2 separate regions of the Homo sapiens genome follow, and region 1 is linked to region 2. The links are chromatin loops, found by intact Hi-C in ENCODE. Cell type or tissue: heart left ventricle. All regions are shown on one strand. Each heading gives the region's core, and the rest is flanking DNA. Links, peaks and the distances in the headings are about the cores only.

What was found. Peaks named below come from ENCODE experiments on the same cell type or tissue, not always from the same donor. Only the 100,000 strongest peaks of a DNase experiment are listed, where the experiment ranks them.
Region 1: it touches region 2 in a loop (3-fold over the local background); 3 of 110 quality-filtered maps call a loop at or near these places.

What each region holds. Positions count from the first base shown.
Region 1 is chr6:138,272,098-138,282,692 of GRCh38, reverse strand. It overlaps ARFGEF3 (ARFGEF family member 3), which reads right to left. Exons shown (of 34, transcript NM_020340.5): 13 at 4,076-4,242; 14 at 2,529-2,694. Among named protein-coding and RNA genes, the nearest start is that of PBOV1, 59 kb to the right of the region's middle. In heart left ventricle, for the core only: a CTCF peak has its summit at 4,226; no DNase peak of the experiment used is centred there.
Region 2 is chr6:138,762,130-138,772,724 of GRCh38, reverse strand. It overlaps CCDC28A-AS1 (CCDC28A antisense RNA 1), which reads left to right. Exons shown (of 3, transcript NR_161205.1): 2 at 8,347-8,468. Among named protein-coding and RNA genes, the nearest start is that of CCDC28A-AS1, 6.3 kb to the left of the region's middle. RefSeq lists an enhancer at 3,980-4,039. In heart left ventricle, for the core only: a CTCF peak has its summit at 6,608 (motif pointing right); no DNase peak of the experiment used is centred there.

The sequences.
Region 1 (10,595 bases), core at 1,857-6,856, 490 kb after region 2:
TCCTGATCCCCAAGTTTGAGACCCAATCTTACTTTCCCCAGTTCCATCCTAGTTCTTGAAGCAAGACTCCAAATGCCAATCAATGATGAGGACTCTGCCACCCATGGACAGACCTCACTGTATGTTCTGACCTTCTGCCTGATTCCTAAATAGTGCCTCGCCCCGAATTCTACATGGCTGGGTTCCACCTGCCAGTTTATTCTGACACCTTGTAAGAGCCCCCAGTGCCAACCATAGGCAACATAACATGCCCTTTGGACAACAGATTCTGTGCCCCAGTTGGACTGTCTTGCCCAGCCCTGTGCTGTTCCTGCTGGGCACAGAGCAATGCCGAGCTGTGTGAGGATACAGACACTCCAGAGAGGGCAGGGCCTTGCTCTGCACCTCCTTCTGCTGGAGCCAGGAGAGGATAACTGCAATCAGAAACCAGTCTGGGGAGGGTGGGTGCGGCGGCTCACGCCTGTAATCTCAGCACTTTGGGAGGCTGAGGCAGGCAGATCACCTGAGGTCAGGAGTTCAAGGCCAGCCTGGCCAACATGGTGAAACCCCATCTATACTCAAAATACAAAAATTAGCCGGGCATGGTGGTGGGCACCTGTAATTCCAGCTGCTCTGGAGGCTGAGGCAGAAGAATCGCTCGAACCTGGGAGGTGGAGGTTGCAGTGAGCTGAGATCACGCCACTGTACTCCAGCCTGGGGGACAGAGCTAGACTCTTAAGAAAACAACCAAACAAAAAAACCAACCAACCAACCAAACAAAAAACCCAGTCTGGGGACTCAGAGCCAATCCAGGGCAAGGCTGGAGCTCTAACTTACTAAGGCAAGCGATGACCAGACTAAACTTTTGCAGACTCCCCAATCTTTGGCATTATGGCCGAGCCACAATAAGCCATGAAAAGTGGCTTTTGCCAAAAAATACTGCACCACAACAATATGGCATACTGCTCTCTACACTCTCATGTGAAATTTCTAATAGTTAAATAGGATTTTAAAAGTTCTTGTGGTCCATATACACCACGGAACACTACACAACCATAAAAAAGAACAAAATCATGTCCTTTGTTGCAACATGGACATAGCTGAAGGCTATTATCCCAAACGAGTTAATGCAGGAACAGAAAACCAAATGCCATATGTTCTCACTTGTAAGCGGGAGCTAAACACTGGGTACTCATGGACGTCCAGACGGTAACAACAGATACTGGGGACTGCAAGGCAGGAGAGGGAGGGAAGGTAAAGGGTTGAAAACTGTTGGCTACTATACTCAGTACCCGGGTGATGGGATCAGTTGACCCCAAACCTCAGCATCATGCAATATGCCCAGGTAACAAACCTGCACATGTACCCCTTTAGTCTAAAGTAATAGTTGAAATTATATATAGAGAGAGAACTATCACATGAGACTCTGCAAAAGGCACCAACTTGTTCACAAGCCATTGCAACTCACAAGCCATTGCAACCTTACACAAAATAGTACTCCTGTGAGGACATCTGCCCAGCCCCTGCTTGCCTGTCTAACTTAAACTGGCACCGCCCTTGTTACTGATCCTTTACTCAAGGATCATTGTCTCAAAACAATGATGAAATCCTCCTCATTTTTCCTTTAAACACCTTTGTCATCCTTTACCTCCCTGTATACGCACATAGTTTACTATGGCGGGCATATTCCCATTGCAATGTCTATTCCTGAATAAATATTTTCTTAAAAAAGATAAAAGCTCTGGACACTGAAGACAAGGATGCTGGTAAGTATTTGGCATTATTATTAATTCTGGTACAGCTGGGAAGGGAAGGGAGGGCCTCTGATATGGATAAACGGAAGGAAACCAACTTTTTGTTTTGAGACAGGGTCTTGCTCCTGTTGCCCAGGCTGGAGTACAGTGGTGTAATCTCGGTTCACTGCAACCTCTGCCTCCCGGGTTCAAATGATTCTTCTGCCTTAGCCTCCCAAGTAGCTGGGATTACAGGCACCTGCCACCATGCCCAGCTAATTTTTGTATTTTTAGTAGAGACGGAGTTTTGCCATGTTGGCCAGGCTGGTCTCGAACTCCTGACCTCAGGTGATCCACCCACCTCAGCCTCCCAAAGTGCTAGGATTATAGGCATGAGCCACGGCACTTGGCCAGGAAGCCAACTTTAAAATCAGTCATTTTACATTTATTGGTAAACCCCAAGAACACTGAATGATATGGGCAACTATTAGCATGTGAGAACTTCCAGGAATAATCCTAGGCCTACACATCCTATAGATATGGCCTACGGTTTTACACCAACAGACAAAGGTGCTAAGTTAGTCCTCATCTAATGGGGCACAGTGAACCCTACAGACTCCCACATGGAAAAGGGACAGAAAACTCCTGTGAAGTGAACTCATGACACTTCCCTGGAACTGTCACCATTGCCAGGGAAGCTTTGTGGGTGCTGTTTCAAAGTCTGCTCCAAGCACCAACACTTCTCTGAAAGAGGCTTTAAAGCGTGAGCCGTCCCACCCTACCACGTGCCCCAAGGCCTTGCAACGAACCACTGACCGGTCAGCATTGTGATGAGGGGAAGGCTGTTATCTTCTGGGCTGCCCCAATAGCCAGCCTCTCCAAGCATGTTCCTGTCGAGCACCTGATGGTAGAGCTCCTCAATCCAGGCCTGAGAGAAGACCATCAGCACGCCGCTGGTCTGCACCTGCTTCATGAAGTCCTTCTACAGAGAGATCGCATGAGAAGGTGACCACATAACACCCTGCTCACTAACAGGCTCCTAAGTGCCTCTGCTGCCTCTTCACGTCACAGAGCCCTGAACTAAACCAAGGCTTGTGTATTGGGTAAGGGGGCGGCAAGTGGGGAGAAGTAGAGATGGAGGATTCCCAAATGTGCTGAGGTTTCCTTCACTGATGACACCTTTTGACAGATACCTTGCAGAAGGATTAGAGAGACTGCACTTTACATTCTTACTCTTGGATGTGTGGAAAGGTTTGCAATTGCACAGATGTCTTTAATAGCGTACGAGCTTCCTTTTCTAGGAGCCCCAACAGAAGCAGAGGTGGAACGTGCTCCTGCAGGAATGTGCACATCTCCAGAGACACTTCACTTATGCTCATGAAGCAATCACTTATCTTTGGGAATTTACAATTTATCAAGCAAGCAAATGATTATTGATTTCCTTCATGTAGATCCATGGATTTAGGCTCAGGAACTGATAATAGGGCACACCATGGAGTGGCTTGCTCCATCACAGGAGCTAACCACAGGACAACCAACACTCTCATTGTATCCCTTACAGGAAGTGCTTATGAGCAACAGCCAGTGAGCTTAGTTCTGGGTCAACAGTAGGTCTGGGAACATGTTGGAATACGGTGAAGAGTTTTTATAAGTGCACACCTTCAGCCAGGCCTGGTGGCTCATGCCTGTAATCCCAACGCTTTGGGAGGGCAAGGTGGGAGGATTGCTTGAGCCCAGGAGTTCAAGGCTGGCATGGGCAACATAGCGAGACCCTGTCTTTACAAAAAATAATTAAAAAATTAGCCAGGCTTGGTGGTGCACACCTGTAGTCCCAGCTACTTGGGAGTTGAGGTGGGAGGACTGCTTGAGCCCAGGAGTTTGAGGTTGCAGTGAGCCATGCCATGCTCACACCACTGCACTCTAGCCTGGACAACAAAGCGGGGCTCTGTCTCAAAAAAAAGAAAAACACAACTCATTTTCAGCAAATTTCTTGCACATCTTCTGATCTCCCTTAACACGTCAATGATGTGGTTTTGAACAGGTTTTATACACATGTTTAATAATGACATGAGATGAAACTACTGGGTTATCCCTGGGCAGCCATTTCCAGAGCCTCACGTCCATACACTCTTCACTGGAGCCCAGTGGGCAGCTCTGTGCTCACGGTGCTGGGCAACTGTATATCTGTGCCCTTATATATATGTCATCTCCTTCCATCCCCCAAAGTCCCACTGGCATTACCAACCTAGAGCAGTCTGGAACAAAACACGCTGTGCCATCCCACTCAGGGCACTGAGGCTAGGCTGTACACCAGGAAGTTACAGCCTGCCCTCTGCCAGTCCAATGAGGGACGGCACACTCACCATCACGCCTGGCGCCAGGGTCGGCCGCTTCCTGTAGTAGTCACCGTGGGAGAGCTTCAGGTTGAGGAGCAGGGCGCAGTGTGCAGCTGTGTAGAGGCTGTCTGCGTTCATCAGCATCTGGAAGCTGAGGCTGCTATTCCCGTCAAAGCCAGGAGAGTGCATCATGCCTAAGGGAGACAATGAAGGGACTTTTGGGGGTGTGAACAGTGTGCTTGGCAAGGCTGGCTTCCAGAGAGCTGCGAACCCATCGTGAGAGATACTGCATCAATAGGATATTTCTGTATAGCACTGACAGCTAGCCAGGAATATCCTTAGGGCCAGATACACACCCCAGCCTGGTGGCAAAGAGCATGCGCTCAGGAGTGGATCTGCCTGGGCCTGGATCCTGATCTCTTACTTAGCAGCTAGAACTTTGATAAACTCATGTAAACCCTGTAAGTCTCACCTTCTTTTCCTATAATAAGAAGAATTGACTGCATTCTATCCCTAGCTTGAGCCCTCCGGTGGCTCCCTATCACAATGTAATAAAACTCCAACCTCACCCTCCTCTCTCCCTCTCATTCCCCGCAGCCACCCTGACTGCCTGCTGTCCCTCAGCCACACCAGGCCTGGACCTGCCGCAGGGCCTTTGCATTTGTTTTTGTCACTCCTAGAATGATCTCAGGATCTCTGGATGCTGCGCTCCCTCAATTCTGCCAAGTCTCTGCTCAAGTGACAGAGAGACCTTCCCTTTTAATTCCATTATTAAATAGCAAATCCACTCCTGCCCCTCACCAATATGCCGCTTACCCGGCTTTTAAAAAATGGCCTCGATGGCATTTATTCTACCCAGTTTTATATTAACATATACTTGTTTATCATCTGCCATCACCACTATAAAATCAATGAGAGGGTGACATTTCATTCATTTTGTTCACTACAGAATCCCCAATGCCTAGAACAGCATTTGGTACATAGTAGACCCTTAAAAACATTTGCCGAATGAGTAAGAATTAATGGATATGATTGCATGGGAATTAGATGCAATAATGCATGTAAGATGTTTAGAAAAGTTATTAATACAACTTTTCAAAAGGAATAATGTTTCTCGAAAAGCTAAACATAGAATCACTATATGACCCAGCAATTCTACTCCGATATAACCAGAAGGACTGAAAGCAGGGATTTGAACAGACGTTTGTACATCAGTGTTCACTGCAGCATTACTCACAACAGCCAAAAGGTGGAAACAACTGAAGCGCCCATCAACAGATGAATGGATAAGCAAATTGTGGTATGTATATAAAATGGGTATTACTCAGCCATGAAAAGGAATGGCGTTCTGATATATGCCACAACATAGAGGCGCCTTGAAAACATTATGCTAAGTGTCAGGCACAAAATAACAAATATATATGATGCACTCTATGAAGCACCTAGAATAAATTAGAAGAAATAGAAAATAGATTGGAGGTTACCAGGGACCAGGGACCAGGGGCAGAGTACCTTCTATTTGGAATGTTAAAAAAGTTCTGGAAATGCTTGCACAACACTGTGAATACAATTAGTACCACTGAATTGTATACTTAAAATTTATTAAAATAGCAAATTTTGTTACATCTATTTTTACCATGATGAAAACAAATAATAATGTAATACATCAAAACACGTTAGGCCAGGTGCAGTGGCTCACACCTGTAATCCCAGCACTTTTGGAGGCCAAGGCAGGCAGATCACTTGAGTCTAAGAGTTCCAGACCATCCTGCCCAAGAGGGTGAAACCCCATCTCTACTAAAAATACAAAAATTAGCCCGGCATGGTGGCGCATGCCTGTAGTCCCAGCCATTTGGTAGGCTGAGGAATGAGAATTGCTGGAACCCGGGAGGCGGAGGCTGTAGTTAGCTGAGATCACACCACTACATTCCAGCCTGGGCAACAGAAAGATACTCTGCCTCAAAAAACAAAAAAACGAAAAACAAAAAGCACGTTAAATTGTGCACTTTAAGCAGGTAAACTGTGTGGTATGTGAGTTATCTCACAATCAAACTGTTAAAAAAATAAATGAGGAAATAAAGAGTTTCAAAAAAAAAACCATTAAATAATAGCTATTGACTTTCTCCCCACTATCTTTTCTTTTAAAAGACATTTTATACTTACTAAAGTTTTCATTTTGAAGATCCCTTTGAGCTTTATATAAATTAACTGAAAAAACAAACAACTATATCTCATGCTCTGAAGATGGGTTCATTCAGTCAGAGTTGTTGGTATCATGGCTCAAACTTTCACAGGGAGCTTGGGGTGAAAACATTACTGAAGTCAGCTTCTCTGCATCTATTAGTATGCTGGTCCTAAGGCCATCTGCAGACAGGCATTTCCAGGCCTTCAGGGTTCCTGACTATCTGGAGCCTGGTGGTCAGCTCGCAGCTTTGCAGCCCACAGACAACTGCACATCTGTGTCCTTACACTGTCATCTCCTCTTACCCTCCAAAGCCCCACAGGCAATACCAGCCAAGTGTGGAACAAAACACACCGAGCCACTCCTCTCAGAGCACCTTGAGAGATTTTCAATGAATGCGCCATTTGTTCCTGCAAATACTTGGAGGCTGAAATCTAGGGATGTGTGGGAAACAGTTCATCTCTACATTTGTGCATGCAAATTACACATGTCCATACACTCTGCAAATCATGTGTAAAATTATTCTTTAATAAAAAATATGGCTCATATGAAATGTAAGCGTTTTCTAGAATTAACAGTCAAAGAAATGAGAGATACAAATTTACAGCTAGAATGTTTATTCAGTGATGTTGTCCCTATGAAAATGAGAGATACAAATTTACAGCTAGAATGTTTATCCAGTGATGTTGTCCCTGTGAATTTTTTTTTTTTTTTTTCCTGAGTCAGAGTCTTGTTCTGTCACCCAGGCTGGAGTGCAGTGGTGCGATCTTGGCTCACAGCAACCTCTGCCTCCCGGGTTCAAGCAATTCTCCTGCCTCAGCCTCCCAAGTAGCTGGGATCACAGGCATGCACCACCACATGCAGCTAATTTTTGTATTTTTAGTAAAGACAGGGTTTCACCATGTTGGCCAGGCTGGTCTCGAAGACCTCGTGACCCACCTGCCTCAGCCTCCCAAAGTGCTGGGATTACAGGTGTGAGCCACCATGCCCGGCCATCCCTATGAATTTTAATAAATAGGTAAGTAAGAAGATGTGGACCAGAGAAAGCTTTCAAAGTGGAAAATAATTCAAGATCTCTGCCATATTTGAGGGCAGTATAAACATTTTTTTGGTGGGACTAAGCATATATATTATTCCCACAAAACCACCTTATATTATTCCCACAAAACCACCTCAGACAATCAAAGAGTGGGCATTACCTCTGCCTTATGAAACAAGGCAGGGGAAATAAAAAACTGCAGAAATTTTGATGTTGCCTCAAGACGTTTTCTACCAAGAGCACTTTGTGATCATGGGCTGAGGTGCATTTTATTATTATTTTTTAAAATTTATTTTATTTATTTATTATTTTTTTTGAGATGGAGTCTTGCTCTTGTTGTCCAGGCTGGAGTGCAATGGCACAATCTCAGCTCACTGCAACCTCTGCCTCCCGGGTTCAAGCAATTCTCCTGCCTCAGCCTCCCGAGTAGCTGGGATTACAGGCATGTGCCACCGCACCCAGCTAATTTTGTATTTTTAGTAGAGACGGGGTTTCTCCGTGTTGGTCAGGTTGGTCTAGAATTCCCGACCTCAGGTGATCTGCCCGCCTCAGCCTCCCAAAGTGCTGGGATCACAGGTGTGAGCCACCATGCCTGGCAAGGCTGAGGTGCATTTTTTTTTTTTTTTTTGAGACGGAGTTTCGCTTTTGTTGCCCAGGCTGGAGTGCAGTGGCGCGATCTTGGCTCACCGCAACCTCTGCCTCCCAGGTTCAAGCAATTCTCCTGCCTCAGCCTCCCGAGTAGCTGGGATTACAGGCATGCACCACCATGCCTGGCTAATTTTGTATTTTTAGTAGAGATGGGGTTTCTCCATGTTGAGTCTGGTCTCGAACTCCTGACCTCAGGGGATCCACCCGCCTTGGCCTCCCAAATGTTGGGATTACAGGTGTGAGCCACCACGCCTTGCTAGGCTGAGGTGCATTTTAAAAGGAAGATCAGACTGCAAGTGAGATCTGAAAACTACATCCTTGGTTAGAACATGAGCAGTGTATCTCAGCCCTGATGGTCCATGGGAACCCCTGGCACTCTCAAGGTGCTAGTGGGGCTGATTCCAGTTATCTGGAGGAGACATAGGGCACAAGACCAGTCTCCTTCCATGGTAAAACAGAAAGTAGCATTCAGGATTGGGTGTTTAACTACCCTGGATCATAGATGAAAGGTACAATTGAGTCTATCAACAAGAAAAAAAAATGAATCTGTAAATGGCTTTCATTTTAGACATCAGTAATAATTCCTTTCAAAATGTTGAAACCAACTACTAATTACCTTGGGATGTTTTGGAAAACTGAGCACTTGCTCAGATGCTGAAAGTGAAAAAGGCCACTAATGTGAGTGTTGACATGGAGATCAAAATCAGCAGAGAAGTGAGGAAGCCCTGGCAGGCACTGCTGGTGGAGACACCCAATAGGAAAGACTTTGTCAGGTTACCTTTGTTGCAGGTAATCTGTTGGTACCAGCCTACATCTGCAGGCAGACTAATTTCTTAAATTACAAAGAGCTGGCAAATTTGTAAATAAAACAAAATAAGGTCTATTTTGTCAACTTAAAGAAAACAGCCATTTTCTTGCTATGTCAGATATAGTTTACTGGTGATATTGATAATAATGGAAACATGATAAGAATAATTTATTAAATGCTTTCTATTGCCTAGAACCAGTCTCTCCTCATATATCATTTTCTAATCCTGCCCTATTGTTTACCAGTAAGGAAAGTGCCCCAGAGACAGTAATTTGCCCAAAGTTACACGGCTCAAAATCGGCAAAGGTCTTTTGGGCCCACACTTCAGGTTTTTGCACTAGCCACGCTCTACTTGCTTCGAATGTCATGAAAAGATTCTGCCATATCCTGTACCTCTCTAGTAGATACTCTATTTTCCATTCTTCCCTCTGATTGGCCTCACTGACGTGCTATCCAATTTAGAGTAAGAAACTATAAGAACTATGACCTTTAACATATTCTGACTCTTTGCATTGCCCAGTGTTCAGTAACTAAAGTTCATTCTCTCTCTCTATAATTAAGATGTGCTTTACTGTGGAAACAGGAGGATGGATCACCTACTTGACTGCTTACCAGGGAAAGATTAGATACAAGAGTAGCACAAGAGACCTCTTAAAATCTCTTCTGTGTCTAAGAGAATTTGGTACTTCTTTTTTGGATAAACATTAATTTAGAACATTTAATAGTACTGAAGAGTATAAAAAATAAGAACAGTAGTCCCCGCTTCTCTCAAGGCCCAATGATACCTCTAACAGCAAGACTCACTTCCTTGTGTGTATGAAAATACCACAAAGCGAGATCACACTACATATGTCAAACTGTAACTTGACGTTTTCTAAAAATATGTGTTAGATGTGTCTCGATATTGACACTTCTGGGTCTGTTTCATTCTTTTTTAATGACTGTGCATATACCACTGCATAGTTACATTGTGGTTTGATTTATTTGATCTTAATGCTCTATTGGTGGACATTTATGTTGTTTCAATTATGAAAAATACTGAAATGATGAAATTAATGTTAGTACTTCTGCAAGCGTACTAAAAGCAGAATAAGTATATTAAGTTTAATAGATACATACAAACTATTTTCCAAATAGATTTATACCAATTTTCCCACCTACCAACTGTGCACAAGAGCACTCTTACACCCACTCTCAGCAACGCTGGGCATTATCAGCTTTCTAAACCTTCGTGATAAGATTACACAACTTTGCTTAGTCACAGATTTATTTAAGTCTACGGCTCTAATTTTTACATAACATTACTGCTTTATCTTCTGATAGAGGTTGCAAGAAATTCTTTTAGAGATTTGGAAAAGGCACAAAGAAGAAAATAATCTGTGATAACACCAGGCTGAGATAAGCAGTATTAACATTTTAATGTGAATTTTAAATCCTTCTTTTTAAAATTACATGATATTTTTTCATATCATTAAATATTACTGGAAAACATCATTGTAAATGGCTATATAGGCCAGGTGCAGTGGCCCATGCCTGTAATCCCAGCACTTTGGGAGGCCAAGGTGAATGGATTACCTGATGTCAGGAGTTCAAGACCAGCCTGACCAACATGGTGAAACCACGTCTCTACTCAAAATACAAAAAATTAGCCAGGCGTGGTGGCGGACGCCTGTAATCCCAGCTTCTCAGGAGGCTGAGGCAGGAGAATCGCTTGAACCCAGGAGGCGGAGGTTGCAGTGAGCCGAGATCGTGCCACTGCACTCCAGCCTGGGTGACAGAGCGAGACTCTTGTCTCATAAATAAATAAATAAATAAATAAATAAATGGCATCTGCTAGTATGCTATAAATCTCTGCCTGAGTTTCTGTTCC
Region 2 (10,595 bases), core at 3,821-8,820:
AACGAACAGATTTATGAATGAAAGAAATGGAGCATTACAGATAAAGAAGGTGTTCCCTATTCTCAGTCCCATTCTACTACCACCCTCAGAGAGGCAACCAGGATCATGAATTTGATATGTATCTTGCCAATCTAGGTTTCTATATTTAAACTATTACTATGTATTATAAACAATATGTAGAATGGTTTGGGGCATTTGAAGTTTTACATGAATGCTATTATATTTTGTGTATTGATCTGCAACTTGATTTTTTCACCAAATTCTGTGTTTTTGAGAGCTATCCACATTGATAAATATAGCTAGACTTTATCAAATAGATTTGTCACAAATTATTTGGGAATTCCCATAGTGATGGATGTTTAGGTTGTTTCCCATTTTTCACCATTACAAACACTACTGTACAGTCTGCTCAATATCTTTTCCCAGTTTCTCCTTTTAATTAATGTCGAATTGTCTTATTTGTATGAACAGAGCTTGCAACTGGTGATTCACATGCTACTTTTTTTTTTTTCAAATTGGTTGCTAACAGCTAAAATTGAAAGAATAAAAACAATGTGGCATCCCATGAATTAACGGGAAGATCTGACTACGTTAGATGTGCATTGTAGCCTGGCAACAATGGTTCAAGCTGGAAAGCATCTGCCTCCTTTACCTCAGTTCAAGTAATATCTAGTTTTTCTTTGTCTTTAGTACCCATCTGAGCCCTGTAGCATTTGTGTTTACAACCTCCAACATGATGTAGGGACACAGGAAAGTACCCTTCTAAATGGACATGTTTCAGGTATTCAGAAATAGGTATTCAGGTTTTGAATACCTATTTTAAGTCCCTATTTTAGCCACACCCTGTGATAGGAGGTCAGGATGCATCTATCAACAAAAGGTACAAGAGCTTTATAGTCAGAGATCTTATATTCCCGATATAAGAGACTGACAATAAATTAGTATGCAAATAAAATAGTTTCATTTAGTCAGATGAGAGTCCTGAAATAACAGCTTAAGGTCAAAAGTAGTTTGTACTGAAGGAGAAGTATCAGGGAAGGCCTTCCCGAAAATGCAGCTTTGAGGTAGAGATATGAATAAAGTGCATGAGCCAGCCATGGAATGATCTGAGGAAAATGAGTCCTTGAGTGCCAGGCACGGTGGCTTTTGCCTGTAATCCAGCACTTTGGGAGGCTGAGGCAGACAAATAGCTTGAACCTAAGAGCTGGAGACCAGCCTAGGCAACATAGCAAAACCCTGTCTTTACAAGAAATACAAAAATTAGCTGGGCATGGTGATGCAGGCCTGTAGTCCCAGCTGCTTGAGTGGCTGAAGTGGGAGGATCACCTGAACCCAGGAGGTCAAGGCTGCAGTTAGCCATGATCATGTCACTGTGCTCCAGCCTGGGTTACAAAATGAGACCCTGTCTCAAAAAAATAAAAAAAAAATAAGAAGGAGAAGGAGAAGAAAAGAAGCATTCTTGAATAGAACATACGGCTAAAATGCAGGCCATTAGGCAAAATGAACTTTAACATGTTTGAGGAAGCAGAGGGTTAGTGAGGTGAATTGTACTGGGCTAGGGACAGAGTGACGCAAGATAGAGTTGTTGTAGAGGTACAGTTTCAAGTGTGATTTCTTTAATCTAAAATCTAGAGTTCCTCCCTGAGAGAAATGATCTTTCAGATTTTCTAGATTTTCCTTTAATTCCTTTAAACTGTAAGCATCCATTCTTTGGATTAACTGTTAAATGCAGACCTTGTATAAATTACTCCAATCATATACTTTCTTCCTGAGGATTATATTTAGAGGATGGGAGCTTTGATTAACAAGACCCTTCCCCTGCCTCCCAGTACTCATACATTGTATAGCATAGGTAGGTAAGGAGGAATACTGCTGGCGAATTTCCTAGTAGTGGCAGTGGAGAGCCATTGAGAGAAAAATCTGCTGGGGGCCCAGAAATCTCTATTTAAAAAAAATTTGTCTTATGGAAAATTTCAAACATATACTGAGGAAGACAGAAGACTATAATGAATCCCTCATCCAGCCATTAACCCCTGGCCAATGATGTCGATTATAGCTGTTACCAGTGACGTTGACCCTGATCCTTTATGGAATGGAATTTTTGTTATGTTATTTTTTAGGGTGCTATGAGGATAAGAAAAGAAACAGGCATTTGAGAAGAAAATTATAACCGAATTTATACTTATAAATTTTTGATATCATAATCTCAGGTGATTCACATGGACACGCGTAAACACACCCACAAGTGCAGCTAGAAGTAAATCACCCAGAAACTGTCATTGTCCTTGTACATTGTATATACAATGCAATCATTTCATACCTTGGCCAGAAAACTGTGATTTCTGTCTTGCAAAGCTGTATGTAGTAGATAATGTGATAACCTGTAATATTGATCTGATAAATATGTATTCAGATGAAACCTGTAAAAAAAAAAAGCCCCTCTTCTGACATTTTTCAGTCTCTAGTATTATGTTGAAGTAAATCTCAGATATAATTTAATCCCTAATATTTTAATATAGATTGCTAAAAGATTAAAACTTTTAAAGACTTCACCACAATGCCTTTATGATTCCTAAGCAGCAATGAATGATTAATGTTATTAAATATTCAGTAAGTATTCAAGTTTCCATTCGAATCAGAAGTGTCATAACTTTTTTCACATTTTACTTGAGTCAGGAACCTCTCTTTCTGTAAGGTCCTCAGGTGATGAATGGGTTTGGAAGCCTCTCTTGTACAGCCTCATTAGTTGAGCTACAAACATGCATTGTCCTTTCCCTTCAGAAAGTTAGGGCGCTATGAAAGCAGGAGTCCCCAGCCTCCAGCTGTAGACTGGAACTAGTCCGTGGCCTGTTAGGAACTGGGCCACACAGCAGGAGGTGAGCAGCCAGTGAGGGAGCATTACCACCTGAGCTCCCACCTACTGTCAGATCAGCAGTGGCATGAGATTCTCATAGGAGCCTGAGCCCTAATGTGAACTGCGCATGCAAGGGATCTAGGTGGGCGGTGGTCCTTATGAGAATCTAACGAAAGCCTGATGATCTCAGGTGGAACAGTTTCAGTTTCATCCCCAACCCCCACCCCGCCCCATCCATGGAAAGATTGTTTTCCACTAAACTGGTCCCTGGTGCCAAAAAGATTGGGGACTGTTGCTCTAAAGGGGAAGGCAGGTATCTCAAAGCAAATGGATACTCTCAGTGCCTGAAGCACAGTCATTCCTGTATTGTCCTTTGTGGTTCTTATAGGGAAGAGATGTTTTTTGTTTGTTTCTTGTTTTTGTTTGTTTTTACCCAGAAGCCTATCCATCATTTTCTAAGTGTGCTTCCACTTCCATTTCCCCTGATGCCGGAATGCCTTGGCCAAGATAGTAACTGCTTAATGCTTCTTTGCGTGTCTGGCTCAGGAAACAGCTAAGAAAAAAGATAAGAAGTCATAAAGCAGAAATGAGCTCGGCATGTTCACGGAACTGAAAGAATGCCAGCGTAGTGGTCTGGAGTGCAGGGGGACAAGAAGTAGTATGAGATGAAGTCCCCAAGGTTGCCAGAGGGTCAGGTCAGGAAGGGTTTTTTAAACCAATATAAGAAATCTGTATTTTTTCCCCTAAGCACAGCAATAGGCATTGGAGAGTTTTAAGGCATGACATGGTCTAAGTTACATTTTTAAAAGATTATTCTATAGAAGAATGGAAACAGGAAGGCCAGTTAAGAGAAATGGGCCATAGTGAGGTGTTATATAGGCTTGCTTTACAGCTCAGACCTGAAAAAATAAGTTATTTCAAAAGCCATACTGTACTATGACTACTATTATAAAACTTGGTAAGATTCCTTGAGACACCCTCTAAAAAGGGTGCCAAGAGACTGGATCTGAACTATCCAGCACTGAAGGCCTTCAGAGCTGTGCTATTGTAGATGAGCAAGCCTTTTGGGAACTGTTAATAGTGAAAGGAAGAACCACGTGGTGAAGAGCTGGGAGCCACCATTTATGGAGGAGCATGGTATGGTGTCATGGAAAGTGCACCAGACCGGGAGTTGGGGGAAACCCCATCTCTTGTCTACTCCAGGCTGTACACTTTTTTTTTTTTGAGACAGAGTCTCACTCTGTCACCAGGCTGGAGTGCAGTGGCAGAATCTTGGCTCACTGCAACCTCCGCCTCCCAAGTTCAAGCGATTCTCGTGCCTCAGCCTTCTGAATATCTGGGATTACAGGCAGGTGCCACCACACCCAGCTAATTTTTGTATTTTTAGTAAAGACGGGATTTTACCATGTTGGCCAGGAAGGTCTCCATCTCCTGACCTCGTGATCCCCCCGCCTCAGCCTCCCAAAGTGCTGGGATTACAGGCATGAGCCACTGTGCCCAGCCTCTAGGCTGTACATCTTAAGTATTAGTGAGAGGCCCAAAAATGAACACAGAGGCCCTTACCAATTTAAGTATTTTGTTGTTGTTGTTGTTGTTAATGGCTTTGGAAAAACAAGGGGCAAAATCAGACTTTAAAAGTTATATGGGCCAGGTGCGGTGGCTCATGCCTGTAATCCCAGCACTTTGGGAGGCTGAGGCAGGCGGATCACAAGGTCAAGAGATGGAGACCATCCTGGCCAACATGGTGAAACCGTGTCTCTACTAAAAATACAAAAATTAGCTGGGTGTGGTGGCACATGCCTGTAGTCCCAGCTACTCGGGAGGCTGAGGCAGGAGAATCGCTTGAACATGGGAGGCGGAGGTTGCAGTGAGCCGAGATTGTGCCACTGCACTCCAGCCTGGTGACAGTGCAAGACTCCATCTCAAAAAAAAAAAAAAAATAATAAGTTATATGGATAGACATTTACAACATTCCTACATATATGGTTTTTTATAAACTGCCTTCATCACTAGGCTATAACTTCCTTGAGGGCAAATATGTTTTATTTGATTTTTGTATCCTAAGCACATTGCAAAGAACATAACATAAAGTAGGTGCTCAATAAATGAGGTAGGAATGAATGAAACTTCCTGATTTTATTTCCGAAAGTAAAGTGATTCCAGCAACCCCTCTTTAAACCAAAGTAGGCCCAGTCATAATGCTAATCAGATGGCATCACTACTGCCCAGGCAAGTGCTCTTTTTTTCTTAGCAGAGCAATTCTGGCTACACCGGCCTTTCTGCCAAGTGGTTTGAAGAAGGAAACCATCCTAAAGCTTAGGGGAATCATTGACTGATTGGTTCTTTAAAAAACAAAACAAAACAAAAAAAAACGTAATATTTGGGATGGTTTCAGGTTATGATTCTACAAAATTTACTTTTAATCCAACTTCAAGTTCAGACTTCCTTTTTAAGGCCAAGAGTAAACAGGATTAGGGGATGGTTATCAGCAAGATAGGAAGATGATTCGTTCTCCCAGTATCCTGTATCCAGGTTCTTGGTTCTTGCCACATGAACACTCCAGCTTTAGAAGAAGGTTTGTGTTACAGACTTAACCAGACAGCAAAGGATATCATGGGTAAGCAGACTGGCAGTAGTGCATTACAACCCTTCCTTCAGTTTTCTCTCTTTTTCTTGAATTTTAGTCCAAATTCAGCAGTATTATCATGGAGAACCACAAGGCTGCTAAGAAATATGTGTAGAGATAGCTTACAATATAGCAGAGGAAGAGGAAGGAAGGGAGGCGAGAAAGAAGAAAGGAAAGAAGGAGAAGAAAGAGAGGGAAGGAGGAAGGGAAGCAAAGAAAAAGCTTCCATAACACTTCGTTTATATCTCTATTTTAAAGTATTTGTTTAAAACCCAAACTGCTACCACTCTGAATTTTAAGAAATTGGCATAATTCCTGTCAGTGGGGAAATATTAAATATAGGGGCAAGAGAAGGGATGAGACTCTAGGTAGAAGACCCATTGTGTTGTCTGAGAGTTGGATGTGCACAGGTGGGCAGGAGGCTGAGTTTAAGGATATGAGATTGAGAACATTGAATTATTCTGTATAATAAAGTTGGAAGAATTGTTCACTGGGGTGAGTTTGGGGGTTGGGATTATTGCTAAGAGATAGCCAAAAAAAAAAAGAGGTCAGAGGCAGAGGGAGAAAGGCCTGTCAAAGTGGTAGGAAGGAGGAAGACTTTAAAAAGAGAAAGTCTGTTATTCAATTTGCAACTGTTAATGTTACTGTAAATGCACACACTGACACACACACAGGCACACACATCCCCCATGCTCCCAGACAGCAACATAAGTCCTCTATAAGCTCACAGCTTGTCATGAATGAATCATTATGATAATCAAAGAAAAGGGGTTGTGTTCCACATCTTTGGGAGATTTCATGGAGATTGAAGATGAAATGTGTGTAACAATAAGGAAGTCCAAAAACTGAACTGTGTCAGATGAAGCAGGAGCTTAGACTAAGTCCAAGTTGAATGGGAAAATGACAAACCGCTCGAAGGAAGTAGGTCGTATACATCTTTATATTCTCAAAGCTTAGTATAGTGTCTGGCATGTAACAGAAACTTAACAAATGTTCATTAAATGAATGAATAAATGAGGAAAAATTAGATTCATATGATACCAAGTGGCAGAATGGCATTATTAAATCAAGTGTCAACATAACTCACATTTCTTATTCCAGAATTGGAAATCAGGTTCATCTTAGTCATACCTGCCTCTGATCTCCAGGTGGCAGTATTTTATCATATTAAATTGTTTTGAGACCACAGATTCCATTTACTTTTTGAGAAAGGAGAACAGAAATGTATTTAAAATAAAAATTCAATTCTGTAGCTCATTTCTATAATTGTACAGAACTAAGTAAGTGATAGAATATGATTACATGAGATTATAGATTTATTCCCCAATTTCAATATAAATGAGAATTATTGGTAGTTCCTGAATTCAACCAGTTTCCTAAACCTTGAAGGTAAATACAAATTGGTGTGCTTTGTTTACAAAATGTATGGATTTCTTCAAAGTATGAAAATCTGTGTGTGTGTGTGTTTGTGAGAGAGAGAGTGAGAAAGAGTGAGAGAGAGGAGAGAGAGAGACACAGGGACAGAAAGAGACAGAGAGCAGTAATATGTTTAGAAGTAATTCACTTCCAGGCCAAGCACGGTGGCTCATTCCTGTAATCCTAGCATTTTGGGAGGCTGAGATGGAAGCATCGCTTGAGCCCAGGAGTTCAAGACCAACCTGGGCAACACAGTGAGACCCTATTTTTTTTCATAAAGAAGTAATTAACTTTCAACAAACAGGGTAACCAGATTAAGTAGAATGGCCAGTCAAATCTAAGTTTCAGATAAACAAGGAATACTTTATTCATATGTCTCATGCAATATGTAGTGCATACACTAAAAAAGTCTTCCTTGTTTTTCTGAAATTCAGATTTAACTGAGAGATCTGTAATTTCCTTAGCTAAATCTGGCAACCTTACCAACAAATATTCTGTTGTTACTGTTAATTCCAAAATAACAGAACGTTAAGGGAGGCCCCACTTCTACCAAAAATAAAAAATTTAGCCTGACACAGTGGTGTGCACCTGTAGTTAACAGCGATTTGGGAGGCTGAGGCAGGAGGATTGCTTGAGCCCAGGCGTTCGAAGTGGTAGTGCACCATGATGGTGCCATTGCACTCCAGCCTAGGTGATAAGAGTGAGACTCTATCTCTAAATAAATAAACAAATAAATAAAACAAAACAGAACTTCAAGTCTGCAAGGCAAAAAATGGTGTTTCCTTATTTGGAGAGATAAAAAGGAATTAGCAGGCAGGGGCAGCTTTCTTGTAAGTCTAACTTGATTGCTTTTTGTGCTCTACCAGTTTGGAGTCAAGCCCCTCAGCTGAGTAACTTATCTTCGGGAAACTGAGCTCTCTAGCAAGTGCAGATGGTAAAGCCTAATTATTTTATATACATGCAGTGTTTTACAGCACCTGTGAGTCTGGTTGCAAAAGCCAGACCCTGTGAACAATGGAAAAGATCCCAGGCCCCTTCACCCTCTAATTTATATTTTCCAGGAGTACCTGATCCATAGCAGCTATGATAACAGAAACAGATGAATTGCTTAGGAAGTAAATTCTCTTTCAAAATGTAAAGGACTTTCTGGTAAATCAAATGAGATATAGATTTATACACATTTGGATATTTAATATAAACATTCTGTCTTCCAGGTAAACTGTGCTTCAAAATTTCATTTGTAAATAAATTCCTGAACTCAAATAAATTTTCCATAGAAACAATATTATGAGTGGCAGTCAGGTCTTTTGGTTACCTAGTAAAGGTATATAATTAATTGATTATATGAGTGAAACACTGTATTTGCAGTTAAAAGTATGTTTTTTTTTTAAAAAAAAAAGGTTGTATTTTTTAAGAGTAAAAATTTAAAAAGCTTTTTTTTTTCTTTCAGACAGAGTCTTGCTGTGTCGCCCAAGCTAGAGTGCAGTGGTGTCATCTGGGCTCATTGCAACCTCCGCTTCCTGGATTCAAGCAATTCTCATGCCACAGCCTCCCAAGTAGCTGGGACTACAGGTGCGCACCACCATGCCTGACTAATTTTTGTATTTTTAGTAGAGACAGGGTTTCACCATGCTGGCCAGGCTGGTCTCGAACTCCTGACCTCAAGTGATCCACCTGCCTCAGCCTCCGAAAGTGCTGGGATTGCAGGTGTGAGCCACCATGTCCGCCCATTGAAAAGCTCTTTAAATATTGAATGCTCATGTTTGAAAAAATATAACCTATGTTTATTTTGCTCTTGCCTTGTTCCTGACCATTCTTAAGTGCTTATATGAATTAACCCTTTTAGTTCGTGTAACCCTAAGAGGCAGATTCCTTTATGATCCCTCTTTACAGATAAGGAAATTGGGGCAAAGGTTAAACAGCTGCTCCAAATTATACAGCTACTGAATAGTGGAAATGGGATTTGGACCAACCACAAGCACATTAACCACTGTACACTACAGTTTCATTAGCTTAGGATAAAGAAGGACCTGAACCATCTGAGAAGATTGTGAAGGGGACATCTGATGACCATCTAGGATGGTACATGGTGGTCTCTGAGTCTAGAACGGTTCAAGGTAAATGGCTGGTCTTTCCCTTAATTTAGGTATATGATGAATAGTACTTTTGTGCTTGTCAACTGTAATGGAGTTGTTTTGGAGTTTATAAATGGAACAAACGCTGTCAGAAAGAGAAAGATTTACTTGAGTAACTGGATAATGGTTAATAAAAGGTGGAAGAGGATTAACAAGTACATGCTTGTGGGGTGTGAGAAAGAGATTGCTGGGGTGGAAATAACTGAGCTGAGACCTGGAAAGAAAAAACAGGGAAGAATTTGACTTTACATAATTATTTACATGAAAAGGGAGGGGAAAATGGAAGGGATATTGCCCTGTATTATGGTTTGTTCTAACTTGTTCAGATGTATGACAACCCACTGTGGTTCATGTACCACAGCCATGGCAATAGTGGACTTACCAGGGGCCCCTACTCCAGATGATGGTCTTATGTCCTTAAGAAAGAGTCCAATTTCGACCTCAAAGTAGTTGTCTTTGGACACCCCTTCTACCCTCTTTCCTCTCCCAGAGCATTAGATATGAGGTCATGAGAGTGAAGGGGAAAGAGTCCTGGACTTATTGTTGGGGGAACAGAGTTCCAACTCTGCTACCTAACTAGTTCTCCTTTTGTGAGTTAAAGTCTTTGAGCCCCTCTTTCCTAAGCTGCGAAAACGGATGATTTTACCCACTTCATGGTTTTGTTGTAAGCATTAGGTGAGGTGCTGTATGTGAGAGCATTGAATAGAAAGCATGACTGGGGGGTCAGGAGGGGCAAGGGTGACCCTTCCTGTGATCCATACTCATCTGTGGCCACGATAGGGGCCTCTCTCCCTTAACCACCAGTAACTGTTGAACAAGGGAAGGATCTAGATATTTATTTACCATCTACTATGTATGCTATAGAATGTTAGTGTTAGCCAGGAAACTGGGTTCAGAGATGGGCTGCCTGGGTTCAAATCCTAGTTCTAGCTGTGTAATTTTGGGCAAATAATTTGAACTCTCAGAACCCCGTTTCTTTCCTGTGAAGTTGGAGTCATAATGAGACCTTCCTCAGAGGTTAGCTGTGAGGTGGGAGACAGTCTGTAGGAGTTCACAGTCTATTGGGAGAGTCAGGTTTGTAAACAAGCAATCACAATGCACCATGTGGTAAAGTGCAGTCATGGAGACAGGAATAAAATGCTTTGGTAGCATGGGGAGGGGAGGAAGGGGGGACTAACCTGGCATAAAGGTTCAATGAGAGACATGAGATGTGTGTGTGTGTGTGTGTGTGTGTGTGTGTGTTCATATGTATATATAGACACATACACCTTTTTGGGCAAACAAAACCGTTCCTGTCTTCAGGCCTAAGGATGAAGCTAAACTGGCTCACCAGGTCCTTTATGCCTGGGCTCTGTGATCTCCACACCCCCTTACTCTGCCGCCACTTGCTATTCTCTGTCTTTGGAGGCACTTCCATGACTCTGTTTTTGCACATTCTGTTCCCTGACGTAGAATGCTCTTCCATATCTAAACACCTCCAGAGCTCAACAGAGATAACAAAAATATCAAGAGTGCAAGAATAGCCAAATAAACAATACAAATAATTTCAGCAGTTTAAAGTTAA